4 separate regions of the Homo sapiens genome follow, and regions 1, 2 and 4 are each linked to region 3. A link is a contact called in ENCODE Hi-C or POLR2A ChIA-PET data. All regions are on one chromosome and are shown on one strand. The core of a region is the stretch at or near the end of the contact, and the rest is flanking DNA. Distances in the headings are between cores, read along the strand shown.

The links. A loop is a pair of places that touch in the nucleus more often than their neighbours do. ChIA-PET counts read pairs that join two places held with the same protein, here RNA polymerase II (POLR2A). Pooled maps may share reads with other maps.
Region 1: a loop to region 3 is called in a pooled map, with 4 times the contacts of the local background. The contact joins the enhancer-like site here to the promoter of ZFP36 in region 3. A Hi-C loop is called at or near these places in 2 of 50 pooled maps.
Region 2: a loop to region 3 is called in a map of CD8-positive, alpha-beta T cell, with 9 times the contacts of the local background. The contact joins the enhancer-like site here to the promoter of ZFP36 in region 3. A Hi-C loop is called at or near these places in 2 of 168 maps with a recorded cell type or tissue (CD8-positive, alpha-beta T cell and naive thymus-derived CD4-positive, alpha-beta T cell) and 7 of 50 pooled maps.
Region 4: a map of gastrocnemius medialis shows a loop between it and region 3 (13-fold over the local background). The contact joins the promoter of HPN here to the promoter of ZFP36 in region 3. A Hi-C loop is called at or near these places in 1 of 168 maps with a recorded cell type or tissue (gastrocnemius medialis) and 1 of 50 pooled maps. POLR2A ChIA-PET finds 5 or more read pairs at or near these places in 1 of 52 experiments (Panc1).

What each region holds. Positions count from the first base shown.
Region 1 is chr19:43,561,167-43,564,027 of GRCh38, forward strand. The region is part of intron 2 of XRCC1 (X-ray repair cross complementing 1); the gene reads right to left. Among named protein-coding and RNA genes, the nearest start is that of XRCC1, 13 kb to the right of the region's middle. RefSeq lists an enhancer at 1,919-2,419. Within about 2 kb of position 1,550, at least 28 of the 41 ENCODE cell types and tissues checked have a DNase peak (open chromatin) inside an H3K27ac peak, as active enhancers do.
Region 2 is chr19:35,212,669-35,215,776 of GRCh38, forward strand. LOC105372379 (a long non-coding RNA gene) reads left to right here. Exons shown (of 3, transcript XR_935938.2): 3 at 2,967-3,108. Among named protein-coding and RNA genes, the nearest start is that of FAM187B, 15 kb to the right of the region's middle. RefSeq lists enhancers at 1,069-1,268, 1,309-1,358. Within about 2 kb of position 1,408, at least 25 of the 41 ENCODE cell types and tissues checked have a DNase peak (open chromatin) inside an H3K27ac peak, as active enhancers do; they include CD8-positive, alpha-beta T cell, where a contact is called at or near this core.
Region 3 is chr19:39,405,387-39,408,167 of GRCh38, forward strand. It overlaps ZFP36 (ZFP36 ring finger protein), which reads left to right and starts at 1,461. Exons shown (of 2, transcript NM_003407.5): 1 at 1,461-1,542; 2 at 2,357-2,781. The coding sequence starts at 1,519. RefSeq lists a silencer at 1,055-1,504 and enhancers at 1,625-1,824, 1,875-2,512, 2,513-2,781.
Region 4 is chr19:35,040,471-35,043,495 of GRCh38, forward strand. HPN (hepsin) reads left to right here and starts at 1,251. Exons shown (of 13, transcript NM_001384133.1): 1 at 1,251-1,402; 2 at 1,983-2,052. The coding sequence starts at 2,037. RefSeq lists an enhancer at 1-722.

The sequences.
Region 1 (2,861 bases), core at 300-2,799, 4.2 Mb after region 3:
TCCCCTCCATGCAGCACAGGGTATGGCATGGAGCAGAAACTCACAAAATAGTCACTGAATGAATGCATACGCGCCCACCTCACACATACCTGCTTCCCTGACCTCTCCAGACTCCACCAGGTCAGCTTATCACACACTGCCATAGAGCTCTCCTTGATAAGCACTTGCCAGAGTTATAACTTTATTCAAATCATCATGCAGACAAACAGCACATGTCACCCCTCACCCACAATCGCAGAGGACTCCAGGAAACCTCCCTGAGGGCAGGGGCTTTGTCCGATCTTGCTCACCGCTGGTTCCTGGGTTTGAATCCCAGCTGTGCTGCACACTAGCTGTATGACCATACCAGTTAACCTTTTGGAGCCTCAGTTTTCTCATCTGTAAAATGGGAATGACCACCATATCTAGGATCATGCACATAAATAATGGCCACAGGGCATGGCGAAGAGTAGGCAATTATCTGCTGTCAGTCAGGAGGTATTATTAGTCAGTGCTAGACAACTATTTGTTGAAAGAAGAAAAGAGCTACCTATAGGAGGGCTCATCTCAAAGGATCTGCCATTCCTGTCTGACAGATGAAGATGCAGAAAGCCGTGCGGGCCATGCGGGCACGGGAGGCAGTTAGGTTGAGGCAAGTGTCCTGCCTTCCAGTTTGGGGCTCTTTTATTAGGATCCTAGAATGACGCATTATTACAACTCTCAAAGGTACCTGGGCCAGGTGCAGTGGCTCAAGCCTGTAAATCCAGCACTCTGCGAGGCCAAGGCAGTGGACCACTTGAGGCCAGCCTGGCCAACATGGCAAAACCCCTTCTCTACTAAAAATATAAAATATAGCCGGGCATGGTGACACATGCCTGTAGTCCCAGCTCTTCAAGAGGCTGAGGCACAAGAATCTCTTGAACCTAGGAGGCAGAGGTTTCAGTAAGCAGAGATCATGCCACTGCACTCCAGCCTGGGTGACAGAGCGAGACTCTGTCACAAAAAAAAAAAAAAAAAAAACCAAGGTACCTAGTCCACCCTACACTGCCCTCTCCCACCCCTGGTGATGACAGATGCTCCAATCTGCTCTGTTGCCTCCCTGTCAGATCATCTAGACATCACCTGCACACTGCTATCAACAGGAACACCACTGTATGGAAGGAGGGAGCCTGGACTTGGGGTGAGGTAGGCCTGGGCTCAAATACAGCAATGCCATTTCCAACCTGCACAACCTTGGGTGACGTATTCAACGTCTCTGTGAGGCAGTTTCCTCACATGCAAAAAGGGAAGATGGTCATTAACAACCCTCCCTCCTTGGCCAGGCGCAGTGGCTCACGTCTCTATAACCAGCACTTTGGGAGGCTGGGGTGGGAGGATCACTTGAGGCTGGGAGTTCAAGACCAGCCTGGGCAACATAGCCAGACCTTGTCTCTACAAAAATTACAAAAATTAGCAAGGCATGGTGGCACATACCTGTGGTCCCAGCTACTCAGGAGGCTGAGGAAGGAGGATCGCGTGAGCCTGGGGAGGTCAAGGCTGCAGTGAGTCATGTTCGCATCACTGTACTCTGGGCGACAGAGTGATGAGACCTTGTCTTCAAAAAAAAACTTACCCTCCCTCTGAAGGAAGTTGAGATGACACAGAATTAACAACTATAACCACAACTGCGGCCAACATCCGAGTGCACTGAGCGCTCCTGGTGTGCCAGACTCCTGCTAATAATACATGTATCTACTCTCCTGCAATGGCTCTGCCAGGCAGTTGCTATAATTATCTCCATCTTACACATGAGCAAACGGAGGCAGGAAGTGGTTATGTAACTTCACAGCTGGTGGGTGGCAAAGCCGGACCGGAACCCAGGCAGGCTGGCAACAGTCCACGCGTGCTCCTCCATCACACCACTGACGTGCTAGAGGAGGAAGATGGTGCTGGAGGAAGGGCCTGCCTAAGGCTGAGGCCGGCAGACCTCCTGCTGACTCCCCTGCCTCCACCGCCATTCCCAGCCCTGGGCCCTGGGCAGTGTACAGTGCTGCCTGGGCTCATGAGATGTCCCAGTCTGGGCCAGGTGTGGTGGCTCACACCCGTAATACCAGCACTTTGGGAGGCTGAGACAGGTGAATCGCTTGAGGTCAGGAGTTTGAGACTAGCCTGGCCAACATGGTGAAACCCTGTCTCTACTAAAAATATGAAAATTAAAATTAGCCGGGCATGGTGGTGAGCGCCTGTAATCCCAGATACTGGGGAGGCTGAGGCAGGAGAATCACTTGAACCCGGGAGGCAGAGGTTGCAGTGAGCCGAGATTGTGCCACTGCACTCCAGCTTGGGCGATGGAGTGAGACTCTGTCTCAAAAACAACAACAACAACAAAAACAACAATAACAAGAAGTCCCAGTCTGACTGCTCCCCAGGCCAGGCTTGGTGACTTTCCACCAGCCACAACGGCCTCCCTTCTGTGCCAAGAACAGTCTGGCTCCTTCCCACCTCAGGGCCTCTGCACCTGCCAATCCCCCTGCCTAGACCACTCTTCCCTCAAACATATCCATAGCTGGGTAAAAGTTTGCCTTCTGTGCTTCAGGTGCCCACTCAGATGTCACTTCAGACCATAAGTAACCTACCTCGCCCCCTACCTGGTGCCACTCTCTATCTCCCTACCCGACTTTACTTTTCTTCATGATTACTGCCTGGTGTTACACAGTTACATCTTTTTTGTTTGTATTTGTCTAGCATCTGTCTCTCCCGCCAGACTTTTAAGCTCCACAAGAGCAAGGACAGTATCGTCTGAGTTGTTCCCTACTGTGTCCCCAAGGCCAAGAACAGTGTCTGGTCCTTCCCAGCTCTGCTGATTTCCTGCTGTGTGATCCTGGAGCAAATGGTTTCATTTC
Region 2 (3,108 bases), core at 158-2,657, 4.2 Mb before region 3:
ATGAAGAAAGGAGAGACAAGAAATAAAGCATTTTAGGCCGGGCCTGGGGGCTCACACCTGTAATCTCAGTACTTGGGAAGACTGAGGTGGGCATATCACTTGAGGTCAGGAGTTCAAGACCAGCCTGGCCAACATGGCAAAACCCCATCTCTACTAAAAATACAAAAACTAGGCCGGGCACGGTGTCTCACGCCTATAATCCCAGCACTTTGGGAGGCCGAGGCAGGCGGATCACGAGGTCAGGAGATCGAGACCATCCTGGCTAACACAATGAAACTCCACCTCTACTGAAAAAAAAATACGAAAAAAGTTAGCCGGGCGTGGTGGCATGCACCTGTAGTCCCAGCTCCTCGGGAGGCTGAGGCAGGAGAATAGCGTGAACCCGGGAAGAGGAGCTTGCAGTGAGCCAAGATCACACCACTGCACTCCAGCCTGGGCAACAGAGCAAGACTCTGTCTCAAAAAAAAAAATGCAAAAACTAGCTGGGCATCGTAATGCACACCTGTAATCCCAGCTACTGGGGAGGCTGAGACAGGAGAATCACTTGAACCCAGGAGGTGGAGGTTGCAGTGAGCCAAGGTCGCACCACTGCACTCCAGCCTGGGCAACACAGCAAGACTCCATCTCAAAAGAAAAAAAAAAGAAAAGTATTTTAATATCAAAGAAGAAGGAAGAGGGCCAGAAAGAAGAGATAGGGCTGAAAAAAGAAGGCAGGAAACAAGCAGAATGTTTCCAAAGAGTCCCATGAACTATTCAGAAAACAGTTGTTTTGTTTTGTTTTGTTTTGAGACGGAGTCTTGCTCTGTCACCCAGGCAGGAGTGCAGTGGCATGATCTCGGCTCACTGCAACCCCACCTCCTGGGTTCAAGTGATTCTTCTGCCTCAGCCTCCTGAGTAGCTGGGATTATAGGTACACGCCACCATGCCCAGCTAATTTTTGTATTTTTAGTAGAGACGGGGTTTCAACATATTGGCCAGGCTGGTCTCAAACTCCTGACCTCATGATCCACTCACTTTGGCCTCCCAAAGTGCTGGGATTACCGCGCCCGGCCAAGAATTTTGTCTTTAAAGGAGTTGACAGTGGGGTGTGGACCGTGTAGCCGAGACAGCTTGCAGGGTGAGTTAAGAGTCCGCCTGGATTCCATCCCCAGCCCTGCCACACTTTGTCCATGAAGCAAGTGACTGTCCCTTCCCAAGCCTCAGTTTCTGCACTGCAGAATGGGGACCATTGTCCGTGGCATTTCCACAGGTTGGCGTGAGAACCTGTTGAGCCCACGCAGCAAGGTGTGCCTGTTGTCTATGGTAAGGGGCAGACGGCATTGCCTACTTTCCACTCGTAAGATGTCATTGCATGTACCCGGTTCTCACTTGGCAGATGAATCAAAGGGCTATAAATAGCCATGTCTTGGTTTCTCATAAACGCATTAAATATGACTTGGCATCTTGCCCAGGCTTCCTGTCAGGGCAGTGGACGAGGATTGTTTTGCAGAGGTCTGATGAGTGTCAAGGTTATAGTCACGTGCAGGTGCGTGAGGCAGGACTCGAAGTGAGCCCCAGCTGCCCTGGGGAATGAGGGGGTCTTCCCTTCCACCCCCATGCCCTCCTTGGCATAGGTTTACACCAGCCACTGTGGGCCCTGGCAAGCCCCGCCTTGTGGCTCAGGCTGGGCCACTGGCCTCTTTGCTGGCTTTGCCTGGACTCACCCCACTGGTCCAGCTTGCATTTGGTCAGTCTATTCACAGGTGAATTCTGGGAAGACTGGACCCGGCTATGGGAAGAGGGGAGAGGAGGGAAAGGTGGACACATGACTCGTGAGCTTGCTGGGCTGTCCTGGGCCCCTCCCTCCATCTTACTTCATGAAGTTCTCTGAGGCTGACCTCACCCCTGACTCAGGGATGAGGCCCTGGGGGTGGCAGATGTGGACTCTGGAACCCCGCTGCCTAGGTTCAAGTCCCAGCTGCTCCATAGAGGACCTCAGGCTTGTCTATGCTCTCAGTACCTCAATTTCCCCCCTCTGTGAAATGAAGGTAATGCCTCATAGAATCTACCTCATGGGGCTGCTGGAAGGATTCAATGGATGTTGATCATGATCATGATTTCCTGATACTCAGAATAATGCCAGGCACAGATTATCTGCTCTGAAAAACGTTTTGCTATTATTATTTTTCTGCTAGTGATAGTTAAGAGCAAGGACTCTAGACCCAGCCCAGTTGGGTTCAACGCTCAGCTCCACCACTTGCAACCAATGTAACCTTAAACCTGGATATAATCTCTCTGTGTCAGAGGCATGTGAACCAGAACAACTCCATCTTGAATGGGGCTGGGTAAAATGAGGCTGCATTCCCAGATGGTTAGGCATTCTAACTCACAGGATGAGATTGGAGGTCAGCACAAGATACAGGTCATAATGACCTTGCTGATAAAACAGTTTGCAGTAAAGAAGCTGGCCAAAACCCACCAAAACCAGAGTGACCTCTGTTCGTCCTCAATATGACACTCCCATCAGCACCATGACAGTTTACAAATACCATGGCAACATCAGGAAGTTACCCTATATGGTCTAAAAAGGGGAGACATGAATAACCCACCCCTTGTTTAGCGTAACATCAAGAAATAACCATAAAAATGGGCAGCCAGATGCCCTCAGGGCTGCTCTGTCTATTGAGTAGCCATTCTTTATTCGTTTACTTTTTTAATAAACTTGCCTTCATTTTACTCTACGGAATTGCCCTGAATTCTTTCTTGTGCGAGATCCAAGAACCCTCTCTTGGGGTCTGGATCCGGACCCCTTTCCTGTAATGTCTGTGCCTCAGTTCCTTCATCTGTAAAATGGGAGTGATGATTATCTGTACCTTATAGGGTGTAATAGGGATAAAATAAGCAAACACCCGCCAAGTACTCAGACGAGAGCCTGGCACACAGTAAATACTCCAATGTTGTTGCTACCATTGATGTTCTTGTTACAGGTGGTTGTGCTCACCCCGCATCAAGGTTGCTAAGCTGCTGTGATGGAATCCTGGAGCTGCTGAAGGACACCTCATCTCTTTGTGGGAAGCATCTGCTTGAGGATTAAGGGAATGCAGAAAAAAAGTGGAGTAGAGAGATGGA
Region 3 (2,781 bases), core at 211-2,710:
TGCATTTTTGTAGAAATGGGGATTCGCCGTGTTGCCCAGGCTAGTCTCAGACTCCGAGCTCTAGTGATCCGCCTGCCTTGGGCGCCCAAAGTGCTAGGACTACAGGTGTGAGCCGGGCAGGAGAGTAACTTCACTTTGGTTTCCTCCTGCCTTAAATGGGCATACCACCTGGCATTAGGATTAATGTGCGTAAAGTACTTAGAACTCAGCCCAGGTGAGTTCTCCTTAACTCAGCCTAGAAGAGATCATCCGCCCGAGGGTGAGGGGGCTAGAGCCGCCCTGTGAATTGGGAAAGGAGGCCCCTTTTCAGCCTTGCCAGGTATCCTGGACCCCACCCAACCCACTCACTCACCCACCCAACCCCAGCAAGTGGGGAGAGGGAGAGCAGTCCAGGTCTCCTTATCTGTCTGGGCTGTTTAGGAGTGAGACCACACAAGGCAGGCAGTTCTCAGAGAATTCCCCTCCAAGGCCTGCTGGCTCTTTCTTGGCACTTTGCTCTGCAGATTTCTTTCCGTAAGTGCTTATTTCTCACAGTCTTTCTCCTTTTTGTCCAGTTTCTTTTTCTTTTTAATTTTTTTAAATAGTATTTTTTGTAGACATGGGATCTCACTGTTGCCCAGGCTGATCTTGAACTCCTGATCTCAGGTAATCCACCTGCCTCATCCTCTGAAAGTACTGGGATTGGCCGGGCTTGGTGGCTCACACCTGTAATTCCAGCTCTTTGGGAGGCGGAGGTGGGAGGATCGCTTGAGCCCCGGAGCTGGAGATTAGCCTGGGCAACATAGGGAAACCCCGTCTTTCAAAAAAAAAAAAAAAGAAGAAGAAAAAGGAAAGAAAAACACAAAAAGTGCTGGGATCACAGGTGTGAGCCACTGCGCTCAGCCCCTTTCTGTTTCTTTTTGTGATCCTCCCAACCCTCTTCTCCCTCTGAATCTGTCTCTGGGACTGTCTCTGTCTCCCCGTCTTCCCTCCCTTCCTCACCCTGTCTATCTCTCTCTGTATGTCTCTTGGTGTGTGTGTCTCTCTCGATGTTTTTCTCTCTGCCTGTCTGCCTGTCTGTACCCCTCTGCGTCTCTCCCCGCCCCCATCCGTCTGTGTCGCACGCGCACCCCCATCGGGCTTCTGCTCTTGTCAATTGCCCCTGGGGCCCTGCCCCCACCTCCGCCCCAGTTTCCTTCTACAAGCCTCAGTCTCCAGCTTTGAAAACTGGGCAGGCGTCCCCCCATCCGCACCCCCACCCCTTCCCCACGCATTCCCCGCTCGGTCACGGCTGTCCACCGGCCAAGCTCAGGCGCGTCCTGGCCCAGGGCCGGGCGGAAGGGAACCAGTCCAGGGCCAGCCAGGCTGCGCCGGGGGCGCGCGTCCGGGAAGCGCCCCTCCTGCCCCGCCCCCGGCCCCGGCCCCGGCCCCGCCCCGTGCTTGCAGTTTCCTATAAGTAGCCGGCTCTCGGTGCCAGCCTCAGCCTGACTTCAGCGCTCCCACTCTCGGCCGACACCCCTCATGGCCAACCGTTACACCATGGATCTGACTGCCATCTACGAGGTGAGTCCCCGCCGCACGGCATCCCCGGTACCTGCATGCCTGAGTCCGAGTCCCCACCTCTCTAGCGCCGCAAACTCCAGCCCGGGACGCTTGCCTCCCTTCTCCAACTGGGGCTCCCTAGCGCCGCGCCCTCCAGCCTGGGGCCCCTGCCTCCCGCTCAGACCAGCTTGGTGATTTGGAGGTGAAAATGGAACCCGCGACACCCGGCTCTTCGCTCAAACATGGGTGGGGCGGCCCATGCAAGTGGAAAGTCGGAGAACTTTTCTCAGACCGAGGCTGCCTGGAGGCGGAAGTGGCCCCCATACCTGGCTCACCCCTAGTCGTTGCTGAGGGCGTGGTTTTGCGCGGAGGCGTCTCTGGGGCTGAAGTCTCAGGGTGGGGGGATCCGACTTCTGTCTCTCCAGTCCCTGACCGTAGAGACAGAGAACCCTAAAACCGAAGCAATCCGGACTTCCAGGTCAACTTTGCCCGGTTTCTCCAGTTGTGAAACTGGAGATCCCGACGCGTGGGTCATATCCGGGGAGGACAAGAGACCCAAAATTGGGAAACAGTGGTGCGCCCTGACTTCGGGGTCCCCCTCTTGGTCCAGCCGGGGAAGCCGGGATTCCTGGGTCCCTCGGGATAAGGCCTCGGTGGTGGGTAAACTCAGAACCTCCAACTCTGGGTTCCTGGCATCCGGAACCCAGGGGTTTCTGCGGGCGGGTGGGGCTCAGGCGGGGAGCCCACAAACCGGCCTGGCAAGCTCTAGTTCCCTGCAGCTGGGGTGGGGCGTCGCCCTGCATTTTCAGGTGCCTTAACCGACCCATTTCCGCAGAGCCTCCTGTCGCTGAGCCCTGACGTGCCCGTGCCATCCGACCATGGAGGGACTGAGTCCAGCCCAGGCTGGGGCTCCTCGGGACCCTGGAGCCTGAGCCCCTCCGACTCCAGCCCGTCTGGGGTCACCTCCCGCCTGCCTGGCCGCTCCACCAGCCTAGTGGAGGGCCGCAGCTGTGGCTGGGTGCCCCCACCCCCTGGCTTCGCACCGCTGGCTCCCCGCCTGGGCCCTGAGCTGTCACCCTCACCCACTTCGCCCACTGCAACCTCCACCACCCCCTCGCGCTACAAGACTGAGCTATGTCGGACCTTCTCAGAGAGTGGGCGCTGCCGCTACGGGGCCAAGTGCCAGTTTGCCCATGGCCTGGGCGAGCTGCGCCAGGCCAATCGCCACCCCAAATACAAGACGGAACTCTGTCACAAGTT
Region 4 (3,025 bases), core at 1-2,500, 4.4 Mb before region 3:
CCCGTCACCTTCCCCCCATTCCCGTCCCCGAATCTTCGAGCCCGCTTTCCAGGGACCCTACCTGAGGGCCCACAGGTGAAGCCACTTAGTGCCTGATCTGTGTCGGGGTTGGGGGAGCCATGGGCTCAGGGGTGAGGGAGAGTGGAACGGAGCCAGGAAGGGAGGGGGTGCCGTGGAGGGAAGAGAATCGAGGCTGATGCTGGGGTGCAGGGGTGGCATGGGGTGTGTGGTGTGCCCAGCAGTGTGAGTCTCTGGAGAGGTGGGCGCTGGGGAGAAGGAGAGGGAAGGAGAGACGGGTATGGATGGAAAGGCAGAGGAAGCCAGGCTAAACCAGCGTGTCCCAATGAGGGGCCCTGGGCTGAGTGGAGGAAATGGGTGCGGTGGAGGTGGGTTTGGCTGGGCACAGCGGGCACGTGTGGGTAAGCGGGTGGGGCCGGTTGTGCGGGTGGCCTATCTGGGGCAAGCAGCCGAGGCCGACTGTGTCCGGCGTGTGGTTGAGCACGGGCAGGTGTCTGGCGGTGACCCTGCACGTCTGGTGTTTACCTGGCCCTGGGTCTGACGTGGGCCGCGCCTGGCTGCTGGCGGGACAGTGTGTTATCTGCCTGCGGACGCTTCCGGCCACTTGGCCTGGGCCTCTGCCCTTAGCGCTGTGTTTTCCCGGCCAAGCCCCCCATCCCCCCTATCTAGTGCTAGGACTTTCTGGCTCCAGAGGTCACCGCGGCCGGGCGGAGGCTGCCAAAGCAAACCAGCCCCGTGACTTGTAGGAAGCCAGCGGGGGAGGGGCCGGGGCAGGATGAGCAGGGCAGGCGGGAGAGGCTGGGGCTGGGGTTGGGGCCCAGGAATTGGGCAGGGAATTAGGCAGAGGTGCAGCAAGTGGCGGGCACAGCCAGGACCTGGGGCTGGAGGACGCAGAAAGGGCGGGGGGAAGGGTTCGCTGGGTGAGGGTGGAGTGGGCTTAGGGCAGCTGGGGCCCTCCATCTGATCTCTTCTGGTCAGACCCCCACCCTTCAGCCTGCACTTTCTCCCTAAACCCCCAGCCTCCGGCCAGGCCTGTCCCTGTTCCCACATCCCCGCAGACAGGCACACCTGGGTCCCCCTGGAGGTCCAAGGCAAGCCCCGTAGCTGGGCCCGCCTGGTCCAGCCCCCACAAGCCCGGCCCCATCAGCCAGGTGGCCTCCAGTGCTGCCAATCGAATGGTCCGGCCCCTCCCCGCCCCTTCACCCGCCCCTCGCCCAGCCCCCTCCTCCTCAGGTGAGGCAGCCTGGCCTAGCAGGCCCCACGCCACCGCCTCTGCCTCCAGGCCGCCCGCTGCTGCGGGGCCACCATGCTCCTGCCCAGGCCTGGAGACTGACCCGACCCCGGCACTACCTCGAGGCTCCGCCCCCACCTGCTGGACCCCAGGGTAAGGACAAGGGCCCCCAGACTCACAGTTCCAGCCCTGAGGACAGGGGTTCCCTCATCCCCCCACCCAGCCTAATGCCCACCTCCTAATAGAGGGGTTCCTGGGGACCTGAAGAGGGGGCACTATGACGTCCCCCCAAGCACCTAGGTGTTCTGTCCTGCTCTTCCTTCAGACTCAGCCGTTGGACCCCAGTCCTTTCCTCCCCAGACCCAGGAGTTCCAGCCCTCAGGCCCCTCCTCCCTCATACTAGGGAGTCCTGGCCCCCAAATTCCTCCTTTCCCAAGACTTATGATTTCAGGTCCTCAGCTGTCTCCTCCCTCAAACCGGGATCCTCAGTCCCCTGCTCCACCAGGCTCAGGCATGGGGGTCCCCATCCCTGCAAATCCAGGCGTCCCCCCGCTGCTGGTCAGACACTGACCCCATCCTTGAACCCAGCCCAATCTGCGTCCGTGATCACGGCGTGCTCTGGCCAAGGCCCAGTCCCTACAGCCTGCCTGGATGGACGCCTGGGACTGGGGGCGCCAGGACTGGGCTGGGCTGGGCTCCCCCAGGCCCTGCCTCCCCGTCCATCTCCTCACAGGTCCCACCCTGGCCCAGGAGGTCAGCCAGGGAATCATTAACAAGAGGCAGTGACATGGCGCAGAAGGAGGGTGAGTCCCCTTCCCTGAGCCCCAGCTTTGGCTCTGCCTGGCGCCCCGCCCTCTGTGCTCTTTTCTCTACCCTCTACTCTTCGGAGCCCCCTCTCTCTGGGCACCCCTCCCAGATGCATCCCCACCCCTGTTAGTCCTCCTCCACCTGATTAACTATTAACCACATTTTCTGTGCAGCTGTGCCACCACCAGCCTCCCTTCTACCCTATGTGACCTTCCTGGCGTGCTGCCTCAGTTTCCCCTCATCCCCCAGTGATTTCTCAGCTAACTCTGGACTTGTCCTCTGCTGGGGCTGAGGCGGGGAAGCTGTAGCTGTCATGGTTAAGGACACAGATTTGGAGTGAAACACACAGGCTTGCATTTGAATTTGCTCTTGCCATCTTTTTTGCTGTGTGATCTGGTGCAAGTGACATTATTCTTAGGGCTTTGGTCTCCCTCTGGGTCAAGCATGGATACCAGTCCTCCCTCTGTGAGGTTGCTGAGTGCATGACACACACCAGGCACTGGTCTGGGGCTCTGCATATAAGACGCATGCCATCAAGCAGAGCTGTCATGACAGAGGTTGGCAAACTCGGAGTCCCAGAGACCCAGGACCCCCACCGATCCCAGACATTCCTCCACCTCCTGGCTCTGTGGGCAAAAGAGCAGAGGGAGGACTTTGGACTGGGCCTGGATGGATGGAGAGGGGAGAGACGGCAGAGAAACCACCATAAGGATGAGAGAGAGAGACTGCGTCATGGAGTTGCTGGCCCTTGGGAGTCTCTGGGCAGCCCCCAGCTAGCCTGGCTTCCTTTCTACCTCTCACACATGGGACCCAGCTGGAGGGGCGCATGGAGGGGCGTCCTGTTCTTTCTGCCTTCCCCTAGCTGGGGCTGACTCCCTCTCTTCTTCCGCAACCAGGATAGCCGGGCTCAGTCCTGGGCAGTAGCACTTTCTAGCTGTGTGGCCCTGGGCAGACGGCGTGTTCTCCCTG